Regions from separate parts of the Homo sapiens genome. Here region 2 is linked to region 1. Evidence: chromatin loops called from intact Hi-C (ENCODE). Cell type or tissue: B cell. All regions are shown on one strand. Each heading gives the region's core, and the rest is flanking DNA. Links, peaks and the distances in the headings are about the cores only. Region 1 overlaps SLC1A2 (solute carrier family 1 member 2). Region 2 overlaps SLC1A2 (solute carrier family 1 member 2).

Region 1 (8,000 bases), core at 1-8,000:
CCCACCTGCACACACCTACCTGAACCCCTCCATTCCATGGCCTTTCCTTTGAGACAGATGCCTTGGTTGCCAGTGGCCCAGGATCAGGACTGGGAGCTCGCCACAGCTAAGTTCACTTAATAAGAAACCACAGGCATGGTTAGGTTTTCCAAAGGTTACCCGCCATGTAACCACATCTAATTCATCACAGGACTTGAAGAAGTTGGAGAGTGGGATTTTTACCTGCAGAAGAAAAAAAATCAGGCTTTCAGCCACATTACTCCTTCCTCATCTGTGGAATTAACACTGTAGCCTGCATTCCTGGAACTCCATCCCTCCCTTATGGCCAGTGGTACTATGACCCAACTTGTGGTTTCTGAAAGGGTCATTCATGTTGGCCACCCATTTGCAGAGATATAAAATTTTTCTTCTGGGAACTTTGAGTCTGTAAAGTGAAAGATCCCTGCCAGCATCTCTGCCTAAATTGTTTCCTCCAAAATTATATATCTTAGAGTCCATTCTTGAGCTCCCATAAGATCAGCAATCTAAAAGCTATGTAAAAGGACATAGAAGTCAAGGACAAGCCTTGAGAGTGAGCCATGAGGAAATTATTGGAAGCCAAAGAAAATAGATGGGAAGAAAAAAATAGAATTCACACTAGCTTGGTCAATTAAATGTTCATTTTATCTTGCCTCCAGTTACAATGAGAAGACACACATTAAATGCCATGCCATGTGGCCAAGCTTGAGCTGGGCAAGGAGGCAATATCTGTCCTTGTGGGTTCTTTCTTTCTTTTTTCTTTTTCTTTCTTTCTTTCTTTCTTTTTTTTTTTTTTTTGAGATGGAGTCTCACTCCTGTTGCTCACACTGGAGTGCAATGGCACCATCTCAGCTCACTGCAACCTCTGCCTCCTGGGTTCAAGCAATTCTCCTGCCTCAGTCTCCCAAGTAGCTGGGATTACAGGTTTCCGCCACCACACCCAGCTAAATTTTTGTATTTTTAGTAGAGATGGTGTTTCACTATTTTGGCCAGGCTGGTCTCGAACTCCTGACCTCAGGTGACCCACTCGCCTCGGCCTCCCAAAGTGCTGGGATTATAGGCACAAGCCACTGTGCCCAGCCCCTTATAGTTTATTTCTATAAACAATTTCTGGCTCCAAGTAGACAAATAGCCTCAAATAAGTTGGAGTCAAGTTGCCAGTGTGCACTTTCATAAAGCCTTGAGTTCTCCTTGACTCTTTGGGTGCTGACTTTTTAAGAATAGTTGGAGGTATAGAAAGTTCTCTTGCTAGTCATCAAAATCAGCTTCACTTATCTAATGTTGTTTTTGTTACACATTGTTCATCATTTAATACTGCAGAAGCATGAGAAAGGTCAATGTTGCTGAAATAAGTGTCTAGAGTAAGTCATTTGACGAAGGCAAAAAATAAATTCATATTGTTTTCCCCTTCCTTTTAGGTGTCATCCTGGGAGCAGTGTGTGGAGGGCTTCTTCGCTTGGCATCTCCCATCCACCCTGATGTGGTTATGTTAATAGCCTTCCCAGGGGATATACTCATGAGGATGCTAAAAATGCTCATTCTCCCTCTAATCATCTCCAGCTTAATCACAGGTAAGACTACCTCACTAGTGCCTGGCTAACATGGGTCATACTCCTGCCCTGGCTTTTAATTAACTGTAGAATCTCAATTTGGTTGAGTGAATGTGATCGTCTATGTCATTTCATTTCAGAGCTTTGGTTTTCCCGTCTCTGAAATGAGGATAATCAACCCTAAAGAAATAAAAGCTTGCCATCGATTAGTCAGTCTATTTGTCTTTCTCTCCAGCAAAAAAAAGAAAAAAAAAAAAAGAAAAGAAAAGGAAACACAGCCACATGTTACAAGTGATGATACCTCTAGTGGTTTTAAATTTTTTTTTTTTTTGAGATGGAGTCTCCCTCTGTTGCCCATGCTGGAGTGCGGTGGTGCAATCTCAGCTCACTGCAACCTGTGCCTCGTGGGTTCAAGCGATTCTCCTGCCTCAGCCTCCTGAGTAGCTGGGACTACAGGCATGTGCCATCATGCCTGGCTAATTTTTGTATTTTTAGTAGAGACAGGGTTTCACCATATTGGCCAAGCTGGTCTCGAACTCCTGACCTCATGATCCACCCGCCTCAGCCTCCCAAAGTGCTGGGTTTACAGGCATGAGCCACTGCACCTGGCCTTAATTTTTAATGTCTACTTTTCTCCCCTTTCTAAATTATATTTTGTTCAGATACTGATAAAGGTAATAGATGGAAAAGGAAATTATCTACTATTTTAATTGGGAATTGAGGGAGATTGGCATTAAAAATAAATGAAATGCTAGGTATGAAAGCCCTCTGAGTTTTTCAGAACAAAGTTACTCCTAATATGTGGCATCATGTTCACTTATTTTTCACTACCACCAAGTTGGCCAATGTATGATTTGTTAACAGGTGTATATCCTGAGTCCCAGCATCAATTATCTTTGACTAAAATAATTAATTACTTTATTTGAAAGAATTTGTTCTTCCTCTGTGGGCTTATACTGGTATTTTCCTCCTTACCAAATAATATTGCTCAAACAGGGTATAAATTGATGCCCTTTGGAGACTAAACTCTGAGTTAAGGGCAGGAAGCTGAGCTTTGGTCCATATTTGGGTACCAGCCAGCTAAGTGATCTGGAGAAGTTGTTCCCCTGGACTGGCCACCTCATGAAAGAAGTGAGTGAGGCTCTGGTAACTCCAGGAGATTCAGGGGCTGAGCTGGGTTGAGGCTTCAGCTGGTTGACCAGTGACCCCAGTACCTGAAATGCTGGAACTCAGGATCAGGCACTTAGGGGCTAAGTGGGACCTTATCATTCAGCGCTAGATTGAGTGAAAGGGTGCATTTACCATCAGTGCTCCTCTATAAACCAGAGAAAATGTTCTCTGCACCTGTTAACAGGTCATACGTTGGCCAACTTGGTGGGGAAACCTAGCTCCCGTCGGCTAGAATTAGACTAGGTTGTAAAGAGAAGTAGGTCACACGTAGGTCAGCTTAATTTAGAGCAGCTCACATCACTAACTTCTTCCCCCATAGCAAAAAGGACTAACACCCAAAAAGGGGTTCAATCTCTCTTTCTGGTAAAAGCAGGAACTGAAACCAGGAAGTGAACACATTCAAGAAACAACTGGAAAAAAACCCAGTGGGGCTGGAGTTTTTGTGAATTTGCTTGGAATTTCCTCTAACCTCCCTAGGTATAGATGAAGTGCCCACCATTGGCAGGGTGCTTCACGGGGTGTTCCCTAATCCCTGCATGAGGCTGGGAATGTGGATCTTCATGCTTCACCTCAGAGAAATGAGAGGACTGGGCAAAATCGTTATTCTCAGACTCTCCATGTCAGTTACCAGTAATATATTCAAAAGACATTTTGAGTGTGGCACAGAACTACTAGCTTTTTAGTCTTCCAAGTGAGGACATTAAAACATAAATAAATAAACAAGTTAAAAACTAGCATGTACCAGCAGCATCGCTTCATAAAACAAAGGAGATGTTAAGACCAAAAAAAATAAAAAGTGGAAAGGAATAATCTCAGAATTAAAAATGGGATGTCTTCAACTTTATTTTAACTCATTATTGCAGACTGACAAAAAATTTGTTACAGACCATTTGTAAACTCTAAACAGGAGGATCTCCAACTCTCCCAGTTCTGTAAAATCTTGAAAATCTCCCTGGATAATAGAATGATAAACTATGGGATTGATCAAATATTCAATACAGTCGGCCCTGCATATCTGTGAGTCCCACATGTGCAGATTGAAAATATTTGAGAAAAAAAACTAATAAAAAATACAAAATAATGCAAGTTAAAAATATAGTATAACAGTTATGTACATAGCATTTACATTGTATTAGGTATTGTAAATAATTTAGAGGTGGTTTAAAGTAGACAGGAGGATGTGCATAGGTTATATACAAATACTACACCATTTTACAGAAGAAACTTGGGCACTCTCAGATTTTGGTATCTGTTGGGAGTCCCAGAACCAACCCTCTCATGGATATTGAGGGAAGACTACAGTAGGAGATTTAATCAACCATTAACACATTTGAGTAATATGAAGCTAACGTCATAGAAATGTAGACACAGGTCATTAGCACAAACGTAATAGAATTAATCCTTCTGCATTTCTTTTCAATCCAGGGTTGTCAGGCCTGGATGCTAAGGCTAGTGGCCGCTTGGGCACGAGAGCCATGGTGTATTACATGTCCACGACCATCATTGCTGCAGTACTGGGGGTCATTCTGGTCTTGGCTATCCATCCAGGCAATCCCAAGCTCAAGAAGCAGCTGGGGCCTGGGAAGAAGAATGATGAAGTGTCCAGCCTGGATGCCTTCCTGGACCTTATTCGAAATCTCTTCCCTGAAAACCTTGTCCAAGCCTGCTTTCAACAGGTAACCCAGAGTTCAGATGTTCTCTCTTCTCCAGTCCTCTAAGTTATCAAGGCGATAACTTAAGAGTATTTTAACAGACCAACTCTGGGTAGAAATTTTCTAAATATATAATTATCTCTGTCTAGGCCCAGGGATTCTATGAGGTGGTTTAGGGCAGGATCTTGGGATTGGAGTCTCCTGGTTTTAATTTTTTTAAACATCCCTTTTTTTCCAGCTCACTTAATATATTTTTGCTGTGGGATTGTCCTCCTTTCTCCCCCACCCCCCCCCCCCGCCTCTCTCTCTCTCTCTCTCTCTCTCCCTCCCTCTCTCTCTCTCTCTCTCTCCTTATATCTATCTCTTCCTTTCCTTTTTGTGCATGAGGCTGGGAAATGTGTCTTTGAGTTGTCCATGGGCATATTTTTATTAGCCTTGCCCACAACCTTCTAGAATACACAGTGGTTCTCAAACGTGGCAGTAAAGCTAAACCACCAATGGCACTTTTAAAAAAATACAAATACCCTACACAATCAGAATCTCCAAGAGATGAATCTGGAGCTTGGGTAGTTTTTTAAATTGTGGAAGTAATACATGCAGATTATGAAAATTTTAGAAAGTATAGAAGTACACAAAGTAAAAGTTAGAAGCTTCTGCTTCCCCTTCTCTAGAGCTACTTATGTTGAGAATGCTGTTTCCTCCCCTGTATTTTTCTTTTGCCACTTATGCAAGTGTGCATAATCTTTAAAAGAATTCAACCCTGGCTGGGCGTGGTGGCTCATGCCTATAATCCCAGCACTTCGAGAGGCCGAGGCAGGGGGATCATTTGAGGTTAGGAATTCAAAACCAGCCTGGCCAACATGGTGAAACCCCATCTCTACTAAAAATGCAAAAATTAGCCGGGTGTGGTGGCGCATGCCTGTAATCCCAGCTACTCGGGAGGCCGAGGCAAGAGAATTGCTTGAGCCCGGGAGGCAGAGATTGCAGTGAGCAGAGCCACTGCACTCCAGCCTGGGAGACGGAGTGACATACTGTCTCAAAAACAAAAAACAAAAAAACAAAAAAAAAGAATTTAACCCAATGGTACTCCATTGTTCATAAAACGTTACATCTGACTTTTTCACAGAACAATGTTTGAACAATGAAAAACATTGAACAATGTTTTAAAGTCATCTCTTCTTTTTTTCATGATTGCATAATATTTTTAAAGGATAAATTCCTAGAAGTAAAAATGTCCTTGTCAGGACAAGGAGTTTTGTATTTTGAGTTTGCTGGCTGTTGCAAAATGGCACTACAAAAGTATGTAGCAGTGGGTACAGATTCCTTAGCAATGTATACTCTTGCTTGCTGCATACATGCCTATACATTTTTTTAAACTTGAGATTTTTTTAAAACAGGTGATTCTGTTGAGTGGAACCACTGAGTTAGCTGAGTAGGCCCCATTCACTACCCTGTTTTCTAGCCCCAAGGCCAGCATAGGCTAGAACACATCCCGCACACCCCGGTTTCCATTAACCCAGGTAGAAACTAAGCTAAAACCAAGCAGTCTAAGCTAAAACTTCAGCCATTTCCAAGCACAGAAGAATGAGCTTAGGAAACAGTTTGCTTAGAAGAAAAGTATGTATTCCTAGCTGTCTCCAAAATGTAGTCCTTAACCATTGCTGAGCCCAGATTACTCTGGGTTGGGATATGTTCCCTGGTTTCAGATACTATTTTAGTGGAACATGTAGCATGGACCTATATTAAAGGAAACCATTCCACGCCAGGGAAGTTGGATGCAGAAATAAACAGAAATAAGCTGGAGAAGAAGGTGCTTAGTGGGCTCCATCTGTATAGCGTGTTTGCCCCTCAGCCAGCCTGCTCAGAAAGATGAACTGACTTGCTTTAGTGTGAGAGACACGATTGGGTGCTATCCATTCTTAACATTTTGGAAAGAGCATTCTGGGATCGCAGCTGCAGGAGGCTGAGCTGGTAGTAGATTGGGGGAGAGTGGAGCATAGGAGGGCCTGGGAAGGACAGATTTGGACACAGTTCTGTGCCTGGTCATGCCATGCTCTGTGAAAAAAGGAAGGCAGGACCAAGAAGCAGGCAGGCTCCTGGAGCTATTGCTCTGGTCTTGGAGTGAACTTTTGTGGAGCTGGCCACACTCACACTCGGTGAGCGCTGTGGTGGATGGGCAGTCTTTGCATGCAGCTGCCCATGGCAAAGGCTGCTCTCTGCCATTCTGGAATAGAGACCTGAGCCATTCCCTGCCCCACGCCAGCCCTGACCCCAACTTTCTATTGCCAAAATTCATATGAGGACTGAGCCTTGGTCCCTCAGTAGGCTCAGTATCAAGGTCCCTTTGGATTAGGACAACCTGAGGAAGAATGGTGTAGAATCCACCTCAGGGAGAGGATGGTTACAGATTCCTTAAGCCTGGAAGGAAGGCACTGAAGAGGACTTGAGGACAGGAAACTCTTTTAAAGGGACGTGGCATTTCCAGAGAGAAAGGGTGCGTGAGAGACATCTTCTGTGTCCATGAGTACAGCTAGAAGTCATTTAAAATAACCTGTCTTGAGTGGAGGAGGCTCCTTGACCAGAGTTAGAAACAGAAATGTAAAGAGGAAGATGAGCTCCCCGCAGAGTGGAGACTGCCTCCTCCCAGGCGACAGGGCCTGGTTTGCCCAAGTTAAGTCCCTGTGTCTTTGTGAGCAGAGAGGTCTCCAGCTTGCTTTCTGGGGCTTACTTTGAACCAAAGTGAGATTTCCAAGACAGTAACTGGCTGTAAGATATGACCTTACAACGTTAAATCCAGCCCAGTAATAGAGACCGCATGGGTTCTTTTCCTCCAGAAAATTCCGTGATCTGTGTATGTTCACTCGGCCAATACTTGTGAGCAGGACGGGCTGCCAGGCTCTCTGCTTTGTACAAGGATGCCACGGGGGGAGGAGACAGATGAGGACCCTGCCCCAAGGAGCTCACTTACATTAAAGGGGAGGGAGGTAGACCAAAACAAACATCAGGGAAACACAGAAGAGACTTAAACATTAAGACAGGTGTTCTCTGAGGGCTAGAGGCAGGATGATAGGCTGGTGGTAACTAGGGGAGATATTTCAGCTGAGAGGATAGGGGATCAGAATGAGTTAGGCCTACAAAGAGCTGGGGAAAGGAGCTTCTCAGTAGAGGCACAGATATGCAGAAGCTGAAAAGTACTTATAATGTTCAGAAAAGAAAAAGGAGGCTGTGTGAGGCCAGTGTGGAGGTATAGTGAGTGGAGGAAGGTAAACTCAGCTCAGGCATGACTTGGTGGGCCAGGGGAAGCTAAGGATATAGATAGGGTTATAGGTAGCCACACTTACCTATAGACTGTATGCAGACAAGAAGAAAGTTGAGTAGGTCAGTTTATGGTTTTGCAGGTTTTATGATGAGACATGATGGTGGCTTAGGGACAGGGAGACTGGAATTAGCACCTGCTATGCTTTGGATGTCTGTCCCTTCCAAAATTCATGCTGAAATTTAGTTGCCATTATAACAATATTGATAAGTGGACCCTTTGGGAGGTGATTAGGCCATGAGGTCTCTGCTTTCATGGATGGGATTAATGCTGCTATAAAAGAATGAGTTTGGC
Region 2 (9,143 bases), core at 1-8,000, 55 kb after region 1:
ACTTTAACCATTTCAAGCATTGTTATGTCTTGTTGGTCTGTGTATTCAAACTCTTGCCTGGTAATAGTAGTTTGAAGTTACACAATAGTTTTCAAGTTTAATCAGAATAACTGCATGTGGAGCAGTCATTGCTAATTGCATGGTCTGTTTTTCTGAAAAAAATTGGGGGGCTAATGGGGATTGGATAAATGGTTTTTATTTTCCTTTGCTTGATTCGTTGAAGGGCACTTGGTTTTCTGTTCCTAGCATGTTGTATGTGGTCATGATGCATGCATTTCACTTCCACTTGGGTAAGAAGAAAGTCAGATTTCTTTCAAACATTACTGCGTTTGTCACGTCTCCATATTCTAATGCTTTCATAAATCCAGTCTCTCCATTATGTGGAATATCAGTCGTGGGTTTAAGTTTGCACATGACGTTGAGGACAGACAGACAGAAGGTAAGCTAGGAAAACTACTTAGAAGTGGAGGGGAAAACCTCCTATTCTGCAAAAAGGTTCAGTTCACTTTGAGCCAGGGAAGCATAATATAGATGGTCTGGTAATTTTATCTGATTATTAAATGTCTGCATTGAAGTAATTTAGATAAACATTGTCACCAATCTCAGACTTTTAATTCTCCCTACTTTTCTTTTTAATCTTTAAAGCTGGGATAGCTTATTTGGCACAGCTGAAATGTCATGATTTCTGATTTAAAAATTAGACACGTATGCCATCTACCTGGTGTCATTGCAACTGAACCTTTCACATGCATGAGTAGAACTAGATACCTAGTTCTGGATTTCTTCCTCTGTGGTTGTATGGAGTAGCACATGGGCACTGTATTTTAAGGACTGTGTTATTGTGTGATGGATCTCTGGGTAGTTAGACACCCCACAACACTAAAAACATAGTAGAAGTTATTCCCCAAATTACAAAGCAGCTTTAATACCTTGATACTCCCAAGGCAAATATGGATTTTTAAAATTCTCAGATCACTGTTGAAACCCAAGACAGGTTCAAATTCAATTTGGAAAGAACTCCATTTAAAACTAATATTTCAGTCATGTAGTATAATCTTGGATTTGGTGCTTCTCCACATAACCCACAGGGCTTTTTTCTGGTTCGTGGTCTGTAAGCTGGATGTTGATGATAATTATTTTCAGGTAACTCTGGCAGCCAATGGAAAGTCAGCCGACTGCAGTGTTGAGGAAGAACCTTGGAAACGTGAGAAATAAGGATATGAGTCTCAGCAAATTCTTGAATAAACTCCCCAGCGTATCCTATGGTAACTGATGATATAAACAAGCTTTCTTTAAAAAGGAAAAAAATGCGTATATTTCTATGTTTACTTAATCTGTTAGCCGAGGCTTAGAGGAGCTCTTGTGAGTCAGTGATGACAGGCACGGTGCTGTGTCTTTGCCAAATAATGCTTTATAACCGTCTAATTTTCTCACTTGTATTATTATTTGAATGGATGCTGCTGGAGGAATCAGTTGGAATTGAAGACACGTTCTTGCCAGCTTCCCTTTTCTCCCAAGATGCAGAAATGTGGATGCTCTTTTCCCAGGGGACATGAGTAAAGCAGTGTGGTACACTCCAGGGACTTGGGAAAATGAGCAAACACACAGCGTGTTATTCCTTAAAGTGTTCTCCATGTCTCGCCTTGTTATGCACAAGAGATTCTATTAAAAGCCTCTAGAAGTAACTCCCCTTAAAATGTCTAGTAAAGCTTGCACATGGATTGATTAAAAGCAAATACCTGTCTTAGGGAATTCTGACAATTTATCTTCCATATGCTCTTTAAGTAAAATGTTTCAAAGACAGTTTTAAAGGGAGCCATGCTCTTAAAGGCAGTTGATTAAAGAACCTGTTACATCTCTGCCTTACCCTGTGTAATCTGTGAGAACAATGGTTGAAATTTCAAAGTATGTTTCATTATTCTTTCTAAATTTGATAATTGATTAGGAAGTATTTTATATATAACCACTGTAGATATTGACAAAAGTAAGAGAGCACAGTCAACATAAAGTTTAACCAGAGTTAAATATTCAAATTTATTTATGTTCGGTTTGCCTTCACCTGGTGTAGTAAAATCAAATGAGATTATTTGGTATGTGTTTTGCTTTGTTTAACCCAAAAGATTATTTTTTGGTTCCTAAAGAAAAAGATATTTTTAATCTGTCAATTATTTCAGTCATCATCTCATCGTCCTAGAAAGCCTGGTCATTTTACTGTCCTCACACATGGAAGACACTTGTGTTGGCTGTGCCTCTTTTAATGTCATCTCTTGATGAAACAAAAATACTGGTATTTATCCAATATGTTGAAAGCGTTTTGTTATCTTCTATCAAAGCACATAAAACCAGTTATAGGACACAGTTGGAAGCAGAGCCAGTCTTCCTCCTCAGTCTTCTCAGTAGAAAGGAACAGAAAACAAACATCTGTGCAAAACCCTATAAAAGTGATATTCCTATGGCAGAGTCCAGGCAGCCTTGAACAATGACATGGCAACAAAGGATGGCTCTGTACAACTTCACAGATGGAATCTTGTTTAAGGCTGTGAAGTTTTAAGGAATAAATAATATAATTGGTGTAGCACAGTGCCTTGCATGCAGTAGGCAGCCAACAAATCCTTAATGATTGGTAATGCAAGCTAAAATTTTTAATGTCTCTACTATCCTTTTTTATTGAATAACGCACAGTATTTTCCTAAGGTTGCTGGGTTTGGGAGTAAGCTTGGGACTTGAATCATTGAGAAATAAAGCACATTTGACTCTAAGAAGTATGTAGAACCTTGTTTATAGGTGAGAATAGGCTGTATTATATGAAACCAGCGGAGGGATGCTGAGACAGTCATGGTTTATAGAATCCAAATTCTCTGAGATGAGGGTGCTTATGGACCTCAAATAGCCTTTCTTATCTGCTCCTTGTGACTTCTCTCTTTTAAATCAGATACCTTTGAAACATACAAGAGACATGAGATTCCAGTTGTTTTTGTCTCCTAAACCCTAGTGATTTTTGGATAAGGATCACTACTGAACAGTATTAGGCAACTTTTCATTTTTGCTTTTCAAATGACATTGGTCTTTATTTCCAGTAGATGGGCAGTAAACAGGGTCAGGGTGGTCAAGGGATATGATTAAGTGTAGTAGTAGAAAATGCATTCTTTTTTTTTTTTTTTTTTTAGACAGAGTCTTGCTCTGTTGCTCAGGCTGGAGTACAGTGGCACGATCTCAGCTCACTGCACTGCAATGTCCACCTCTCTAGTTCAAGCGATTCTCCTGTCTCAGCCTCCCGAGTAGCTGGGACTACAGGCACATGCCACCATGCCTGGCTAATTTTTTGTATTTTTAGTACAGATGGGTTTCATTATGTTAGCCAGGATGGTCTCGATCTCCTGACCTCATGATCCACCCGCCATGGCCTCCCAAAGTGCTGGGATTACAGGCGTGAGCCACCGTGCCCGGCCAGAAAATACATTCTTTACAGCAAATGTTATAGGTTAAGGAGACAGTTCCTGGGTTTAGCTGTGAAACTGTTTAGGATTTTCTTTAAGTGGTGTTCCCAAGAGCTTTTTTCTGGTAAGTTGGAGGCTATAGGCAAAGCGTCTAGGAGCTTGTTGTTTTTTGCTATGGAAGGCCAGCTTTGGGATCTATATACATGGGCATGTTTCTCAATGGAGTGGTCACAGGATTCTCTTCTCAGAACTCTGCCTGAAACCTTTCCGGTGTGTTTTGTCTTCAACTTTTTCCTAGCTATCCTATTAGCCTGTAAATATGTCAGCAGACAATGTGTTTGGAAGAAACAAGGTGTACAACTTCACAAAGCAAGTTTTTTCTGGTCTGAGACTTACTGTGTGCAGGAAGTCTCGTGAGAATATACTTAGAAAATCACACTTATCTGGAAATTCAATAAGTCATATTAAAAATATACAATTTCTTGAACTCAGGACTAGCCTGAAAATCCAAAATGCATGTAGAGTTGACATGTTGACATATGTCTATGTCCTCTGTTTTTATTTAAGCCTCATTTATTTCTCCCTTGCCATGCCCATTTGGGATTTTCTTTGCCCAGCATATGTGCCATAAACAGAACAAATGGATCCAGGGTATACCTCTAATAACCTTTATCTAAATAGAATACATTTAACCTGTCAATTATATGTATAGATTTATCCTAATTGGTTCAACATATATATGAATGCTTGTAATAGTCTGTTACTATTTGATAATGCATAAATGTTATATTTATATACAGTTACAGCAGGCCAGAAACATACATACACTGCATCCTGTAAGGTCTGTAAATCAGGGCTTCGGCAATGCCATTTTGCTATAGACTCATTCATGTTTTTTAGGAATCAGAATCATTTCAGGAGAAAACCAACTAAGTAGACTTTAATTCTTCTCTTTCTCATTCTTGCCCTTTGAGAAACCCAAGTGGAATCATCACTTAATTACTTACTCAAATTCAATGAATCAAATCCAATCCAATCAGTGAGAAGAATAGCTTATCTTTCAAGGTAATACTTTACCTTAGATCTTTGAGGGCATGCTTCCCATACAAAGAGCATCAGAAAATCAGGGCAATCATCTAGATCTCACAGATCTTCAACATAGGACTCTAGGTTATGAGAGCTGAACCACATAGCTATCAGTTTCAGTTTTTACTTCCTATTGAGTGTGTAGAAACACAGCCTATGGTTTTGCTGTCTGCGGAAGTTACCATACCCTGTAAAAGACAAATATTTCTTTCTCCTCTCGAACCACTAGTCAGCCTGGATATTCATGAAAGCTGAAAGAAGGGGTGCCAAAATGCCTAGCTCCTGGATTTAGACTCATGGAATATGAGAAAGGCTTAGGGAAAATTCAAGTCATGGGGAGATTCCTGCTAGGTGATGCCAGGAATCTCAATGACCTGTTGATTAGAGGGTCTCTGGTCATTTCCACTTGTGTGTGGAGAAATACATCATTTGCATATGTATCTAGTCAAGAAGCCCTTTTGGAGCAAAGTGGTTGGGAAACTCATTTACTGGGTCCACCAAAGGAAACCCAATTCTGCCATGTTTTTGCAAATACTACACGTCCCTTTGCTCTCAATAGCAAAAGTGATGTTATAGTTTTTTTTACTTTTGTCAGAATCAAGGCTTCGGCCACCTGTGCAATATTTTCCCATGGAATGCAGCAGTAAATCCAAGTAGGTATATCCGTGCTCAGAGAGAATTCTCCATAGTTCTGACTCCTGAAAAACAAGTCTCATTAGCTCTCATCTAGTTTGATGACTAAAAGTGCACAGCAGTTATACCCCAGTGGAAGTGATTTTTCTCACCTAGCTGCTCTCTAACTCTTACGGCTATCTAGTTGTCTGAGCTGCTGGTTTGTTTTACTTATTCTCCAACTGAACTCATTCCAAACCAAGAAAAAGGACCAAATGAAATTTTCAGTTATTATCATACTTGCTCCTTGAATAAGAATGCTAGAGTCTGGAGGCAGAAGAAGACTAAGTTAAAAAAAAAACAGCCTGAAGGAATTCTGGAGTGAGTTTTGTAAGTCTAATTGTCAAAGAAGATAAATGGTCTCAGTATCTGTAGTAATTTCTGGTTAAGCCTAGAGGGATCACTGAGTGCCAATCCAAGCAGGTGGCACTAGAGGCAGATTGTTCTCCTAGCATAGAGTGAGTTTCCAGCTGCTCATGACACATTTTCTTATGATTTTCCCTAAAAGAAAACCAAATTTTCTACTCCACCTCTTCCTTTCCTATCATTCCACTTATTGTTGCTGCTTTGCTAACAGCCAGCTTAGTAAGCCATCACACAAGTTAGTGTGAGGCTTGGTTTTAAAATAGATAACAGAGAATCTTGATTAAATAGTATCCAACTTTGTAGCATAACACAGCTAATTCAGGCAATGACATAGAGATGATAAGAAACAACATGGTTTGGTAGAGGGAACATTTGATTTAGACTCTGCCCATTTTTAGCTGTATGACTTACATAAGTCATTTTGTGTCCAAGCCTCATTTTCTCCCATATGAAAAGTGAAGGGGTTGGATTAAATGACTAAAATCCCCTTCCAGCCCTATGAGCCCAATGTATTATGATCTCTGCTTTGTTTCCTTCTTAAGAGGCTTCCTACTATAAAATGTGACCTATTTACATTTTAAGTTGAAGTAGCCCACAATAATGAATAATCAATTTAGATTTTTCTCATCTCCTTTGGGAGAAATTAAATTCAAGCCTCTATTCATTTGATGTTTTACAACAAGCTTCAAAGTTGGCCATGTTCATTCACAGTTTGATATTTTGAGACACCAATAAAAGTTTTTTAATAAAAGTTCCCTTGACTTAAACTCACCTTCCTAATAGAAGTAGTGATTTGGCTCACGGAAAAATGTTTCCAGAGTCAACATGAGAGGACTGGATGAACCTACAGCCTCACTCAAGCTGTTGCATCATTGCTGCTGTAGCAACAGAGCCCTCTCTGAATACCCAAAACACACAATTTTCTCCAACAATTCTAATTGCCCACCCAGTATGGGAATTTGAGAGCCTTTGGTGAATAACCTTGATCACTCTTTTGAAATTTGGTACAACACTTGCACAATCACGGCAACTGTTTGTAAATATCTTTTCTTCTCCGCCAGTATGTAGACATGCACACCCATTCACAAGTAAGCCCGCAAATTCATTTTCACATTTTCCTCTTGGTTTGTTTTTATCATGGGTATCACATTGCAGGAAGAGATGCTCTAACTTACAAGAATGGAATTTTCTGACTATCATTGCCCTCTTCAAGGCCTGATTAGTTTGTAGGGTGGATGGGATACAATGCATGGTCTACAAGGTCCATGTCACCAGCCATGATCTTTAAACAACCTCTTGCACTTTCTGGCACTGCTGCAATGGCCCATGGTGGACACCTCTGCTGTTTGTCCAAACTTCTGCTAAATAGAGTAGTGTTGGTATTTGTTGTGTTGTGAACTCCTTTGTTGTCAGAGAAGACTTCAGCTCTTCAGGTTTGCAAGGGCAAGATGTAAAGCTAGGACTGAAAGGATTGGGTTTTGTTTTTCGGCCGGCTTTTTTCCATTAGTGCAAAAAACCTGATGCAAGGGCAGCAAGATAAACACAATTTCTTCATTGACCCAGATAAGAACCTGTAGAAAAGTGAGAGATGCCCCTAAGTTCCTATTTCATTTATCCTAAATAATATCCTGAATAACTACTGATCAGTTTTTTTCTATGTCCAGCCTTGCTTCACTTTCCAACCTCCAGGCCAAATATTCATTTTGATATTTTACAAAATCCTTCTGGTTTTTACACAGGGCCCTTTTGTGCTGAGAATAAAACCAGCTATTGGAACAGACCTCACTGCTTTGTAGAGTCAGAAGTTGACCTAGAGAATGGGTAGCAACAGGTCCTCAGTTTCTCTGGAGACACCCCCAATCCTTGGGTGAGTGTTGAAACCTGACAACTGACTGTTAGCCTTGTCATCATCCTCACTGGAGATGGAGATGTTGCAGTCGGAGCCTCACTCCTTCTGGGGCACTGTTTCTTCTCATGGCAACCATTTTGCCTGCCTGGAAACAGCCTGTTGCCTTTGCTAGGGGGCAAATACACACACTAGCCAAGGAAGTTGGTCCAGCACATCTCTGAGGTTTCTCCCCCATGGACCCATGGAGCGAATTCCCTGAGATAAATGATCAGAAAGTTGGCTGTCTGGTGGTTTAATACTCCATAAGAGTTACTTCCCTTATAGAAAGTCATCCTTTGGCATCTAGATTTTTCTACAAATCACCTTAACTCCCTCCCTTTCTCTTTCTCCTGGAAAACCTCAGCATTGCATCTCCATGTTGCACAACACAGATCAGATTATCTGGTCACTATAGAGATTTGTATATAAAAAAACTACTTTTTTGAGGATTTTGTATATTGTTTTTCTATTTGTTTTCTACAGCTTGAGGAAAGAGCTGGCAAACTGTGAATCTAACTTGATCTTGTTGCCAGCAGATATATTTTGGCTTCCTGGTAAGAGTCTGTGTTACCAGGGACAATATATTGCCCTCTGATCAGTATTGCACCCTAAATCCACAAATTCCTCCAGCCCAGTCTTACATTTTTTTAAACAAATCCCCTAGCTTGTTTGCTATTATTTATAAAGAGCATTAGAAAATGTATTTATAGACCTGGATGTTATATGTTTAATATTAATTTAGCCTTTAATAATGTTATAGGTTTGTAACTATTCTTCAGAAATTATAAAGAACTCAGTGTAGACTGAATTAATCTATTTAGTATCTGTAATTTTGCAGACATATTTTCTTACAGTATTTTCTATGTAACCACACATGTAGAATTATAACTAATTAGAGCACAAGAAGTTTCTTCAGCAATTTAGAGCTACCAATTGTTTCTTGACTATATAGTCACATTTGACAAATTTAAGAACCCAGTCTTTAGTGATGCAATAAACAAAATGAACCATTAAGAACAAGGAATTGCTTAAATCCCTTAGCTGGTGAGGATATACATCTAAATAATTCATCTTTCTAACTCAAGGAATGGTGCTGATTTTTTAAATGTTTGACACCAGGCCTTGTTTTTCCAGCTGAGCATTCTCATTTTGCTTTTCTCTAAGACTATCAAAGACAAGGTATTAATAGTAGGATTATTCCTAGATCAGAATGTTTCATACATTCCTAAAGGTTTATGTGGAAATTGGCTTAGGAAAACTTTGAGTAGCAGAGACTGAGGATGAGTGCTAGAGATGAAATCAGGACAGATTTGTTGCAGTTAATTCTTGCCAAGCAAATTAGTGGTAAATGTCACATTGTTATGTGAATTGAGCACATATTTTTAAAGAAAGTTTACAAAAAATTTTTAGAACCAACTATGAGGCAATACTGTATCACTGGGGGCTGGGAGTGGGGGCTTAGAATCATACTGAAATTGTTTAAAAGCAGCCCAGGTAGTTTCTGTCCTCAGGTGAATAACAGACTATATAACTTCCCCGAAAGGTAAAACGATAGCCACTGCAGAGACGAGGTGTCTTCCTTCCACCAAATACTTTCTGAGATGGTGGTAGGAGTAGTATTTTTACCGTGGTTTAAAAAGTAGTCAGTTACATAGAAAGTGTATTGGTATGTATTTGAACCTGCTCTTCATTAA

The links. A loop is a pair of places that touch in the nucleus more often than their neighbours do. Peaks named below come from ENCODE experiments on the same cell type or tissue, not always from the same donor. Only the 100,000 strongest peaks of a DNase experiment are listed, where the experiment ranks them.
Region 2: it touches region 1 in a loop (6-fold over the local background); 4 of 110 quality-filtered maps call a loop at or near these places.

The regions. Positions count from the first base shown.
Region 1 is chr11:35,308,612-35,316,611 of GRCh38, reverse strand. It overlaps SLC1A2 (solute carrier family 1 member 2), which reads left to right. Exons shown (of 11, transcript NM_004171.4): 3 at 1,437-1,589; 4 at 4,164-4,414. Among named protein-coding and RNA genes, the nearest start is that of SLC1A2-AS1, 31 kb to the right of the region's middle. In B cell, for the core only: no CTCF peak of the experiment used is centred there; a DNase peak (open chromatin) is centred at 3,051; H3K4me3 peaks cover 1,645 bases; H3K27ac peaks cover 2,243 bases.
Region 2 is chr11:35,252,966-35,262,108 of GRCh38, reverse strand. SLC1A2 (solute carrier family 1 member 2) reads left to right here. Exons shown (of 11, transcript NM_004171.4): 11 at 1,144-9,143. The coding sequence ends at 1,215. Among named protein-coding and RNA genes, the nearest start is that of SLC1A2-AS1, 24 kb to the left of the region's middle. In B cell, for the core only: no CTCF peak of the experiment used is centred there; a DNase peak (open chromatin) is centred at 4,638; H3K4me3 peaks cover 1,274 bases; H3K27ac peaks cover 684 bases.